Regions from separate parts of the Homo sapiens genome. Here region 1 is linked to region 2. Evidence: read pairs that join two places in POLR2A ChIA-PET (ENCODE). Cell type or tissue: PC-9. All regions are shown on one strand. Links, peaks and the distances in the headings refer to the core of each region. The heading gives the core; the rest is flanking DNA.

The links. Peaks named below come from ENCODE experiments on the same cell type or tissue, not always from the same donor. Only the 100,000 strongest peaks of a DNase experiment are listed, where the experiment ranks them.
Region 1: POLR2A ChIA-PET joins it to region 2 with 5 read pairs; 3 of 35 experiments call an interaction of 5 or more read pairs at or near these places.

What each region holds. Positions count from the first base shown.
Region 1 is chr6:41,930,799-41,936,865 of GRCh38, reverse strand. BYSL (bystin like) reads right to left here. Exons shown (of 7, transcript NM_004053.4): 5 at 5,310-5,470; 6 at 5,036-5,138; 7 at 3,820-4,505. The coding sequence ends at 4,160. It overlaps CCND3 (cyclin D3), which reads left to right. Exons shown (of 5, transcript NM_001760.5): 4 at 171-307; 5 at 759-1,914. The coding sequence ends at 926. Among named protein-coding and RNA genes, the nearest start is that of CCND3, 8.0 kb to the left of the region's middle. In PC-9, for the core only: no CTCF peak of the experiment used is centred there; no DNase peak of the experiment used is centred there; H3K27ac peaks cover 1,283 bases.
Region 2 is chr6:41,754,645-41,760,711 of GRCh38, reverse strand. No RefSeq gene overlaps it. Among named protein-coding and RNA genes, the nearest start is that of PGC, 10 kb to the right of the region's middle. In PC-9, for the core only: no CTCF peak of the experiment used is centred there; DNase peaks (open chromatin) are centred at 2,251 and 2,541.

The DNA of each region.
Region 1 (6,067 bases), core at 757-5,756, 180 kb before region 2:
TTTCCTGTCTTCCTCCCTTGCTGATATCTTGCCCCACCCACTGCTGGAGTTTTCCAGCATGTCCTCTGCTCTACTCATGCTGCCTGGCACTTTCCAAGGAGTCGGAAGTCCATGCTGGCCGTTATCCTTCAGGTTTCCTTCTCTCATGGTTCCCTTTCCTCCTCTCCAAGATTATACCTTTGCCATGTACCCGCCATCCATGATCGCCACGGGCAGCATTGGGGCTGCAGTGCAAGGCCTGGGTGCCTGCTCCATGTCCGGGGATGAGCTCACAGAGCTGCTGGCAGGGATCACTGGCACTGAAGTGGTGAGTGCTGGGTAGCTGGGCAGCAGCCTCTCCATTCATAAAGTAGTGCTATGCCCTGAGCCTCCAGTAGAGGGAAACCTCCAACCCCAACCTGGTCCCAAGTCCTGGTTTCACAACCTTGGGGCTTTGTGGCTTTTTATCTCCTGCCTTGGTCTGGGGAAGAGCAAGTATCTTGGGTGGGGTGAAGGGCACTGGCCCTAGGGGTTCTTTTCTTGCCAAGTGGTGTGCTGGAGTGGGGGTGGGGGGTTTGGTGTCAGATGCAGGGCTGCTCTCACACTCCCTTGCCACATCCTCTTGCTAGTTTCTGAGAACTAAAGAGCGATTCCTGGGGCCGGGCTGTGGCCTAACCTCCCCAGACTTCCCCATGTGTTGGGAGCTGTCCTTCCCCTGCACCTGCTGCCAGATGCTATGGGGGGAGTGTTTGCTCCTCACTCTTCTCCCATGTTCCCAGGACTGCCTGCGGGCCTGTCAGGAGCAGATCGAAGCTGCACTCAGGGAGAGCCTCAGGGAAGCCTCTCAGACCAGCTCCAGCCCAGCGCCCAAAGCCCCCCGGGGCTCCAGCAGCCAAGGGCCCAGCCAGACCAGCACTCCTACAGATGTCACAGCCATACACCTGTAGCCCTGGAGAGGCCCTCTGGAGTGGCCACTAAGCAGAGGAGGGGCCGCTGCCACCCACCTCCCTGCCTCCAGGAACCACACCACATCTAAGCCTGAAGGGGCGTCTGTTCCCCCTTCACAAAGCCCAAGGGATCTGGTCCTACCCATCCCCGCAGTGTGCACTAAGGGGCCCGGCCAGCCATGTCTGCATTTCGGTGGCTAGTCAAGCTCCTCCTCCCTGCATCTGACCAGCAGCGCCTTTCCCAACTCTAGCTGGGGGTGGGCCAGGCTGATGGGACAGAATTGGATACATACACCAGCATTCCTTTTGAACGCCCCCCCCCACCCCTGGGGGCTCTCATGTTTTCAACTGCCAAAATGCTCTAGTGCCTTCTAAAGGTGTTGTCCCTTCTAGGGTTATTGCATTTGGATTGGGGTCCCTCTAAAATTTAATGCATGATAGACACATATGAGGGGGAATAGTCTAGATGGCTCCTCTCAGTACTTTGGAGGCCCCTATGTAGTCCGTGCTGACAGCTGCTCCTAGAGGGAGGGGCCTAGGCCTCAGCCAGAGAAGCTATAAATTCCTCTTTGCTTTGCTTTCTGCTCAGCTTCTCCTGTGTGATTGACAGCTTTGCTGCTGAAGGCTCATTTTAATTTATTAATTGCTTTGAGCACAACTTTAAGAGGACATAATGGGGTCCTGGCCATCCCACAAGTGGTGGTAACCCTGGTGGTTGCTGTTTTCCTCCCTTCTGCTACTGGCAAAAGGATCTTTGTGGCCAAGGAGCTGCTATAGCCTGGGGTGGGGTCATGCCCTCCTCTCCCATTGTCCCTCTGCCCCATCCTCCAGCAGGGAAAATGCAGCAGGGATGCCCTGGAGGTGGCTGAGCCCCTGTCTAGAGAGGGAGGCAAGCCCTGTTGACACAGGTCTTTCCTAAGGCTGCAAGGTTTAGGCTGGTGGCCCAGGACCATCATCCTACTGTAATAAAGATGATTGTGAAATAAAACTGGCTTTGGCTTCTTGGATTGGTGTGTGGGTAAGTCTATTTCTGCACTGTATGAGGTAAGGAGGTGGAAGTCAATGGTCTAAAGCAGGGATCATTGAGCCTTTTCTGTAAAGGGCTGGATATTTAGGCTTTGTGGGGTACATGGTCTCTGACCCAAATATAGTCAGTTCTGCTTTATAATGTGACCTATGCGTTCCTAAAAATCACTATGCCATGCAAAATTGCACAATAAAGACCACAGGTCTCATGGGAAAAATGGGGCTTGAAGCACAACACTCAAATGAGTGACACATTTAAAAAAAAAGGATAGCTTGGTTTTTACATATGTCAAATGGTTGAGAAATTATATCACAATAAATATGGCCTTTTATCTTGAAGACATGCACTTTGCTTTTGGAAGTGGACGTCGGAAGGGTTGCTCAACACAGGTGGGGAGATGAGTGAGGTAGCTGGTACATGTTTAGGTGTGAGTTTTGTGTACTACTTAGGCTTGGTTCAGCTAGATACAGTTTCCCATATTCACCTACTATTTCTCGAGGATGAAATCACACACAAGCAAACATGAAGTCTGCGTTATGATCAAACTGTTCCCAAATATATTAAATGGGTTGGAACAAATGCGCAATTTCGAAAGCAAATAACAAGGGTTATAGCAGGATTATACTTAAACTCTGCTGTTGTAGCACAAAACCAGCCACAGAAAACATGTAAATGGGTGAGCATGGCTGTTCCAACAAAACTATTTATGGATGCTGAAACTGGAATTTCATGTAATTCCTACCTATCACAAAATACTGTTTTAATTTTTTCCCCATTTAAAAATGGAAAAATCATTCTTAGCTCATGGGCCACACAAAAATGGGCACTTGGGCTGGGTGCAGTGGCTCATGCCTGTAATCCCAGCACTTTGGGAGGCCGAGGCGGGTGGATCACCTGAGGTCAGGAGTTTGAGACCAGCCTGGCCAACCTGGTGAAACCCCTTCTCCACCCCGTCTCTACTAAAAATACAAAAATTAGCCAGGCGTGGTGGCACGCACCTGTAGTCCCAGCTACTCAGGAGGCTGAGGCAGGAGAATCTCTTGAACCATGGAGGCGGAGGTTGCAGCGAGCCGAGATCATGCCACTGTACTCCAGCCTGGGCGACAGAGCGAGACTCCGTCTCAAAAAACAAATCAACAAAAAAAGGGGCACCTGGCCCTAGTTTACTAGTCACTAGTCTAAAGCTTTCATTGGCTGAAAAGCCAGAAAGGGAGCCTGTTTGATGCTAGCTCTGATCTAACCATTCTTGGGCCCAGCCTTATTCTCTGGCCTTTTTTTTTTTTTTTTGAGACAGTCTTGCTCCGTGGCCCAGGCTGGAGTGTAGTGGCCCCAATCCTGGATCACCGCAACCTCCACCTCCCAGGTTGAAGCGATTCTCCTGCCTCAGCCTCCCAAGTAGCTGGGATTACAAGCACACGCCACCACACCCAGCTAATTTTTGTATTTTTAGTAGAGAAGGGGTTTCACCATGTTGGCCAGGCTGGTCTCGAACTCCTGAACTCAGGTAATCCACCTACCTCAGCCTCCCAAAGTGCTGGGATTACAGGCGTGAGCCACCAAGCCCAGCCTCTCTGGCCTTTCTTGACTCTTATCTCTGCTTTCCCCAAGGAGTTTTCTCTTGTAGTCCTTTCATCCACTGCTGAGACACGACCATCTTTGGACAACCTGCTCCTGGCTGCTGTAGCCTGTGATGGGGGAAGGCAGAGGATGTGTCCCCTGGGGGCTAACAAGGTGAGTGCAGCCTGGAGAAACAAGCTTGGAGATCAAGGGAGGTGGGTCCTATATAAACAGGACAAGAATGTCCTCCGTCCTCCAAATACTAACAGGAGTAATGCCTACCTCCATTGACTACACCAAACACAGAGGTTCAATAAATATCTGTCTTTGCCTTTATCCACAGTGACCTGACACAATAGCCATAGAAAAAGTACTCACACCAAGCCCCAGCTGGGGACTGGGAATGCTAGCATATGGTATCTCAAGTTGGCTCTCAGAACTAAACAGGGATAAGGGCCTAGAATGGAAGAGGGAACCAGCCAGACCCTCAGTCCTTCCTGTCCTGGACTGGGAGCCACAGATGTCCCTGTGATCTGTCACTGCCCTGATCTGGGTCTTCAGCCATTAAAGCTCAGTGTCATCTTCAGTCACCAACGGGGGTCTTGGTGTCCTTCCAAACCCCTTTGGCCAGGACAGCTGACTGTTTTCCTCACTCCACGGTGATGGGAACATCTTCCACATCGCGGGGGACTGCACTCTGAAGCTCACGCCTGATTTCGGGCGATAGCTGTGGATGGGGCTGCAGCCGGAGCAGTTCTAAGAGGGCCTCTTTCTGGTCTGTGGCCAAGTCGGCCTTGTAGCGCTGGACCAAAGTCAGGAGGCACTGGTGCCACAGCACAGGCAGTTCACGCTTCTCTGTCCGGAACCCCAGGAAGTGGAAGACTAGGGCATCCAGCACCCGGTAAGGCAGTGCATACTTCTTATCCAGCAGCAGTCGCAGGAAGATGCTGTTGGCACCGCTGTATTCCATCTCAGCAATTTTCAGCATGGCCGCACTAGTGGGAAAGGGAGGTGGGGTAGAGTAAGCAGGGAAAACATTGGAAGAAGGATCCTACTTCTCCCTCTATGCTTTCCCCTTTTTTTCTTCCCCTCTGCTGGCCCTTACACTATGGTATTCCCCAGGGACCTTCTCACCTACACAATCATATTATACTCCCTTGACCTCAGTCACCATCTCTACAGGGATCCACCCAAATCTCTATCTCTAGCATAGACTGCTTGTTTCAGTAACCAACTAGAGTATGGTCCAAACATCTCAACGTCTCCACCCTAACTACTTTCTTCCTGTGTTTCCTACTCATTTGTTTATCTATTTACTGAGAACTTACTTTATGCCAGGCACTCGGGCCCTGTTGTTGCACAACTTACATTGAGGGGGATAATGATACACCTACTCATTGGCTTAAACAAGCACAAACCCAAGGCTTTCCTTAGCTCCTTCTCCACTCTGCCCATTCCCAAGTCCTGGCAATTCCACTATCTGGATATCCACTGACCAGCCCCCTTCCACCCCCAGCAATACTACCTGGAGTGCAACACAGGGATGGAGCACTTGGTGATGATGCTACCCACAATGATGGCTTCCCGGAGGGTACAAGTGCCAGACTCGCACAGTGGAATCAGGATCCCTAGGGAGAGTCAAAGGGCAGCCACTGTGAGCCCAGGATGAGAAAAAGGAGTTACAGCAGGAAGCATTCCCACCCAGCCCAGGGACAGCTAGCAATTTCCCACACCAGGCCTGCTGTGTTCCCCATAGAAGCTCCAGCCCTTCCCTTTCTTCCGTGCCTCTGGGATCCCACCTTTGAACCAGGCTCCAGGTTTGAAAAGGGCCTTCTTGAGAGCCATGTAGAGATGGAAGTTGAGTCGTTTGTATTCAGCAACGTCATCTCGTACTCGAGGGAGCAGGACAAGGTTGTAGAAGCGCTGGGCCATGCGTTCCTTCAGGTTAGAGGCAAAAATCCTAGTGGGAGTTAAGCGGGGGAAGTTTCCAACTCACACGACAGTCTGGACCCGGCCCATTAAATATCACCATGGATAGTGCATACAAGAGGTTTTAAAGTAAAATATGGGACCTTTCTTTCAGTGGGGGATGTGTGGGAGCTGTGTGCATGCAACACCCATCAGCTTAGAGAGAGAATAGGAGGGGCAATGAGATATACCCAAATGAGGAGCACCGTTTGTCTGTGGGAGAGCCAGAGCTCGTGCAAACTGATGGCTACTCAGCATCAGTTGAGTAGCCCTGAGCATGCCTGGGCAGTCACAGACTTCTGAGGGTCCTGCTACAGGGTTGTATCCCAGTGGCTATAAAAGCCTCTCCCCTAGAAATTCATCACAGAGGGTTGTATCCCAGTAGCTATAAAAGCCTCTCCCCTAGAAATTCATCACGGAGGGTTCCTAACTGGCTAACTGGGTCTTGGCCCCAAAAAATGACACAGGAAAAGCTAGAAAAATGATGCTATAAAGTAGCACAGAGAGGGCCCTGGGGCAAAGCTCAAATGCCCTGGGGCCAGAGGCAAGGAAAGCCTGTCCGTCCCAAACTCAGCCTGCACCTATAAAC
Region 2 (6,067 bases), core at 645-5,644:
AGGGGCAGATTTGAGCTGGAAGCCTGGGGGGACAGTTCCCTTGACACTGTGACCCATCCCTGGAGCCAGAGATTGCAGAGCAGGGTCCTTCAGGCACCGCCAAGCACTCCACCAGCCCCGAACTCCTGAGGGCAAGGCCAGGCCTTGTGGAGGCCCCATCTCACTGCTCCTGTCCCTGTGATTTGGTCTCTGCTGTCTGCTGGACCTGTGATCAAGTGTAACCTGGATGCCAAGCCCCACCACACACCCAGGGCTTTGGGACATGCAGCAGCAGTGCTGTGGGTGGAAGGGCATATTCATGTCCAGAGCAGGTCTGGGGAGTCAGCAGAGAGAGCACAGCAGAAGTGAGACAGACTCCCTGGAGGACAAGCCCCTGGGGCCTCGGTCCTAGCACTAGGCAGCAGTGAAACATTCTCCTACAAAGGGAAAAAGTGGAGATTCTCAGAGATCCTCCTGGAACTTTAGGATCAGAGACTCAGCTCCCTGGAATCTGAGCGGGGCTGGGGGAGGGTCCCCAGACTTGGCAGGAAACAGGCACAGTCAGACACACACCTCCCAGGTAACCTCAGAATCAGCAAAAGGGGATCTTCAGGCAGGAAGTCAATGCAGGTGGCTTTAAGGCTCATCTAAGGCCTCTGGATCCTTTCTCTTCCCCATCACTGTGGGGTGCATGAAGACCCCCTGAGGCTGGGGTTCCCCCTATCTGCTCTAGTTCTCAGTTTTCCACACTGTACAATGGGCACACAGAGCCAGTCCCTCTGGATGTTGGGATGTTGGGAAGAGTTGATGTGCTATACATACCTACCAAGGGGCATCCCTCTGGAGGCTGCTCAGCCCCAGCCCCCGTCATGGGCCCCTGGTGTCCCACACTAGGAGTCCCTGAGCACAGGGAGAGCCGTGGCCAGTGGCACACTGCTGCTCACAGGCACACCTCTCCAGAACCCAAACTAGATTGGCCAGGATCCGAGCTGGCTCCAAGGACCTGGGACTGTAACCGTATCCATATGAGGCTTGACTAGGGGCCACGGGGTGGAAGCGTGAGGTCCAGGCCTAGAGCCTCCTGAGCCCATTATCAGTGTTTGGTTTGGGACTTTTGCATTAGGCTCGGTTCCTGCTCCTTATCCAGGCCCTGGTGATTACGTTCTTTGGCGTTTGATGTGCCGGAACCTGGACACTGGACTCTCCCCTTTCTGCCACCCAATTCTCAACCCCACCCAGAGAGACCTAGTCTGGGACCACATCCAGCTCAGTCCAAACAACCCCTCCTTCATGGCCTCTCTTACCTGCATTGCCTCCTGCTGCCCCTCCAACTCCCACAGGGTACTGGGAGAACAAGGCAAAGGAGCATGGGTTCCTCCTGGCGCCTCTGGAACAGGTCTGGGAGCTCCCTACAAAGAGTCCTATCCAGACCCCCGCCAGCCCACACTCCTCCCCTGCCTGGATCATTCCCCCTGCTTTCTTCAGGGCTGCTCCTGCCTTCCCATTTCCTCCTCAATAAAGGCCCCTCTACCCTGATCTGCTGCTTCCTAAGCTCATGGCTGGGCTATGGTGGGGTCTCTCCCTCCAGCCTTGGTGAAGAGGTAGAAGCTGCCCATGAGCAAGCGGCTGCTCCTTGCCGTCACTGGCTTCCATTTCTCTGAAGGGCTGCTCTGGTACAGAGTCAGGGGGTGATCAGGGGTGGGGACAGGGGTGTCAAGTGTGAGTGTCCTCCAGGCCTGGTCTTTTTTTTCTGAGACTGGGTCTTGCTCTGTCATCTGGGCTGGAGTGCAGTGGCTCAATCATAGCTCACTGCAGCCTCAACCTCCTGGCCTCAAGCAATCCTCCTGCTTCAGCATCCAGAGAAACTTGGACTACGGGCGCATGCCACCATACCTGGCTAACCTGCCGGGTCTTGAAAGACATCAAAGTTCAGGAGTTCCTTCCTTCCCTGGATCCAGGGATTAGATTAGATTTCTCTTGGAGCAGATTAGATTTCCTGCTCTCGTACGTCACGTTCAACCCTGTCTCTCCACTGAATCCATCACTGATGGCAGCAAGAGATGATTAAATAAAGCAATGAGACTGTGGCCCATCTCAGCCCCAGGCCTCATGCTAACCTTGGCTGGAGAGCCTTAACTCGTGGTTGGCTGGACTTAAGAGAAACTGGGCTATGAGTGAAATCAGCTGAACTCCCACCTGCCAGGGTCCTGCTAAAGAAATGCAGGAGCGGCTCTCACTCTCAGACTTCCTGAAGAAACTCCAGCCTGACCCTGCCAACAAACATCTCAACTATGTCAGGCATCAATGAGAGAGGCTTATACACTGCAGTCCCGTAAGATAATAATACTGTATTGTTACTGTATCTTGTCTAAGATTAGACACACAAATGCTTACCGTTGTGTTACAGTTGCCTAAGGTATTCAAGACCATGACATGCTGTGCGGGTCAGGGTAGGAGCAACAGGCCCTACCACACAGCCTAGGTTTCTGTAAGTGCACTCCATCATGTTCACACAAAAATGAAGTCTCCTAATGACCCCTCTTCTCATAATACATTCCTGTCGTTAAGTAATACATGACTGCCTGTACACCTGAGTGGGTCAGGCTCTGCCCACCCACCTGTCACCACCCACCTCCTCACAGGGGTGACTCACTTCTTACTGTGTCACCAAAGCTGAATGAAGCTGAGTCCTGAGAGGACACAGCCCCATCCTCAGGGAGCCCCAGTCTGAGGGGAGACACAGCCCCGTCCTCAGGAAGCCCCAGTCTGTGGGGAGACACAGCCCCATCCTCGGGGAGCCCCAGTCTGAGGGGAGACACAGCCCCATCCTCGGGGAGCCCCAGTCTGAGGGGAGACACAGCCCCATCCTCGGGGAGCCCCAGTCTGAGGGGAGACACAGCCCCGTCCTCGGGGAGCCCCAGTCTGAGGGGAGACACAGCCCCGTCCTCGGGGAGCCCCAGTCTGAGGGGAGACACAGCCCTGTCCTCAGGGAGCCCCAGTCTGAGGGGAGAGATCTTAAAGACTCAAGACAGTGGGGAAGTCATCTGTCAAGGTCAGAGTCATCCCCCGTGGGAGCTGCTGAAGAGTGGGACTAGGGGTCACTGTGGGCCTGGGGCCCAACTCACCTTCAGTGGCTGAATCTCTCTCCCCAAATGTATTACTCTGGGGAGATCAAGCTGGGGACACCCTCAGAGCTATATGATCCTCTTTGGCATGGACTCAGCCAACCTGGCGGTGCTGTCATTCTGTGAATGCCCAGCTGTCGTGCGTGCTCATCTAGAGCCCACAGGAGGGAGGTGCCTAGAGCTTGTGGGAGAAACAGTCCCTCCCTCCTGTGAGCTGTAGCAGTAAGTCCCAGAGTGGCACAAGGCATCATTCTTGTCCTCCTGAAGCTTCCAGTCTCTCCAGAAAGGCCAGGAGCATAGGCGGGGATGAGCAGTGCACATTATAGGCCGTATGTTTCATGATGTCCAATATAGAGTCCAAAAAGAGGCCCCTCGGCCGGGCACGGTGGCTCACGCCTGTAATCCCAGCACTCTGGGAGGCCAAAGCGGGTGTGGATCGCCTGAGGTCAGGAGTTCGAGACCAGCCTGGCCAGCATGGTGAAACCCCCATCTCTACTAAAAATTCAAAAATTAGCTGGGCCTGATGGCTCATGCCTGTAGTCCCAGCCACTCGGGAGGCTAAGGCAGGAGAATCGCTTGAACATGGGAGGTGGAGGTTTCAGAGAGCCGAGATCGCGCCACTGCACTCCAGCCTGGTGACAGAGCAAGACTCCGTCTAAAAAAAAAAAAGAGGCCCCCTTGGAGGGCTGGGGATTCAGGCAGGGGCTACATGGAGGAGGCAAGGTGGGAAGAGCCACCAGAATTGGAAGTGGCAGAGGCAAAATGTGAGGGCACCAGGCAGGAGAAGCCACAGGAGCCAGTGTGGCATTCGGCTCACCATTTAGGAGAGCACAGGGTCCAGGGTGGGGTGTAGGTCACCACTGGGACCAGATGGCGCTGATGTGGGGGTGAGGGGAGGGGAGGGGCAGTGTGGTCCTGATGTGCATGCTTCGCTCCTAACAGCCAGGCACAGGCACTCCCTGGAGGGCCGTCTGTTCTCCCTGTCCGCCGTCTCGGCAGAGGCCTGGGCTTTGATGTTGTGACGATAGGTGGGGGCAGGCAGCCAGCCGGTGCCCGAGTGAGCTGAGAGTACAGCTAGCTTCCTTCCTGCTGAGGGAGGCTCTGACGTCCTGGTTCTCCTGAGGGCCACCCCCAGTGGATTCCCCTCCTCTCAGGGGAGCAGACCCAGGGTTTGGCCATCACCAACCGGGAGTACGGCCTAAGCCAGAGGGAGCTGGCACCACCTTCGAAAGCATTCCCTTTGATGTGATAATAGGGCTGTCCTATCCATCTGTCTCTGTACTTGGGGCCACTGCAGTCATGGACTGCCTTGTTAAGTGGAATCTGATTCCAGGGCCGTGGTCAGTTTCTGTCTCAGCAGGTGAGAGAACCCTGCCCAGGAGCCTCCTCCTCCTCTCCTCCATGTTGATCTATCTCTGAACAGAAGCTTCTGTTCACAGTACCACAGCCAGGGACTGTGTGGGTACAAGAGAAGCAGGAGGGTGACAAAGTGGGCCAGGACTGCTGGGTTGATTCACAGAATGGGTTCCTGAAACTGGGGTCTGATCACCCTGCAGCTGCCTCTTCCCGAGTCTGTGTCTTTGGTTTCATAGCCAACAGGATGAAGTTACTTCGGGAGAAGTCACCTTTGGGAACATGAACAGCCAGCTGTGCACAGGTAAGGCCGACTGGAGCCCTGTGAATGCCAGAGTTATTGGCAGGTCCCTTTGTTTTAACCCATTGTGTCCATAAAATCACAGGTGAATGCACCTGTTATATATGTCTGCTGAAATTTATTACAATAAAAGCGTGGCTGTTCAAAGGAGGTCACTCATCCCTATTTCACCTGAACTCTCCTCTGCATCTTTGCCATTGTGGGCTATGTTATGATGGGTGAATGTGTAGTCTCCCCAGCAGCCCAGGACTCCCTGAGAGCAAGGACTGCCTCCCCTCGTTGCCATTGGGGTTCTCTGAGGACTAGTGTTCTGTCTCCTTTCTTCTCTCCCTTCTCCTCCTCCTCCTTCTTATTCTATCTGTCTGTCTGCCTGTCTATCTATCTATCTATATCTGTCTATCCTCAGAGACCTTTGTTCTGATCTTCTTTTTAAAATGTGATTGGCTGGATGCGGTGGTTCACGCCTGTAATCCCAACACTTTGGGAGGCTGAGGTGGGCGGATCACAAGGTCAGGAGTTCGAGACAAGCCTGGCCAACATAGTGAAACCCCGTCTCTATTAAGAATACAAAAATCAGCAGGGCGCGGTGGTGGGTGCCTGTAATCCCAGCTACTTGGGAGGCTGAGGCAGGAGAATTGCTTGAACCTGGGAGGCAGAGGTTGCAGTGAGCCAAGATCATGCCACTGCACTCCAGCCTGGATGAGAGAGCAAGTCTCCATCTCAGAAAATAAATAAAATAAAATAATATAAAATAAAATAAAATGTGATTTTGGCCGGGCATGGTGGCTCATGCTTGTAATCCCAGCACTTTGGGAGGCGGAGATGGGCAGATCACTTGAGGTCAGGAGTTCAAGACCATCCTGGCCAACATGGTGAAACCCCATCTCTACTAAAAATACAAAAATTAGCTGGGCGTGGTTGTGCGCGCCTGTAGTCCCAGTTACTCGGGAGGCTGAGGCATGAGAATTGTTTGAAGCTGGGAAGCGGAAGTTGCAGTGAGCCCAGATCATGCCACTGCACTCCAGCCTGGGTGAGAGAGCAAGACTCTGTCCTGAAAAAAAAAAAAAAGTGACTTTATAAAGCTTTTGTATTGAAGTATAATGGATATACAGAAAGTAGCATCTATCAAGATTACAGCTCACTGACTTCTCACAAACTGAACATACCCACAAAACCAGTACACAGATCATGAAACAGAATGTTATCAGCGCTCCCCAAAGATCCTTTTTCCTTTTCATGCCCTTCCTCTAGCCCCCCACCCAATTTAAAGAAAAAGACTCATACTCAGCTGATAGTGAGGGCCAGCTTT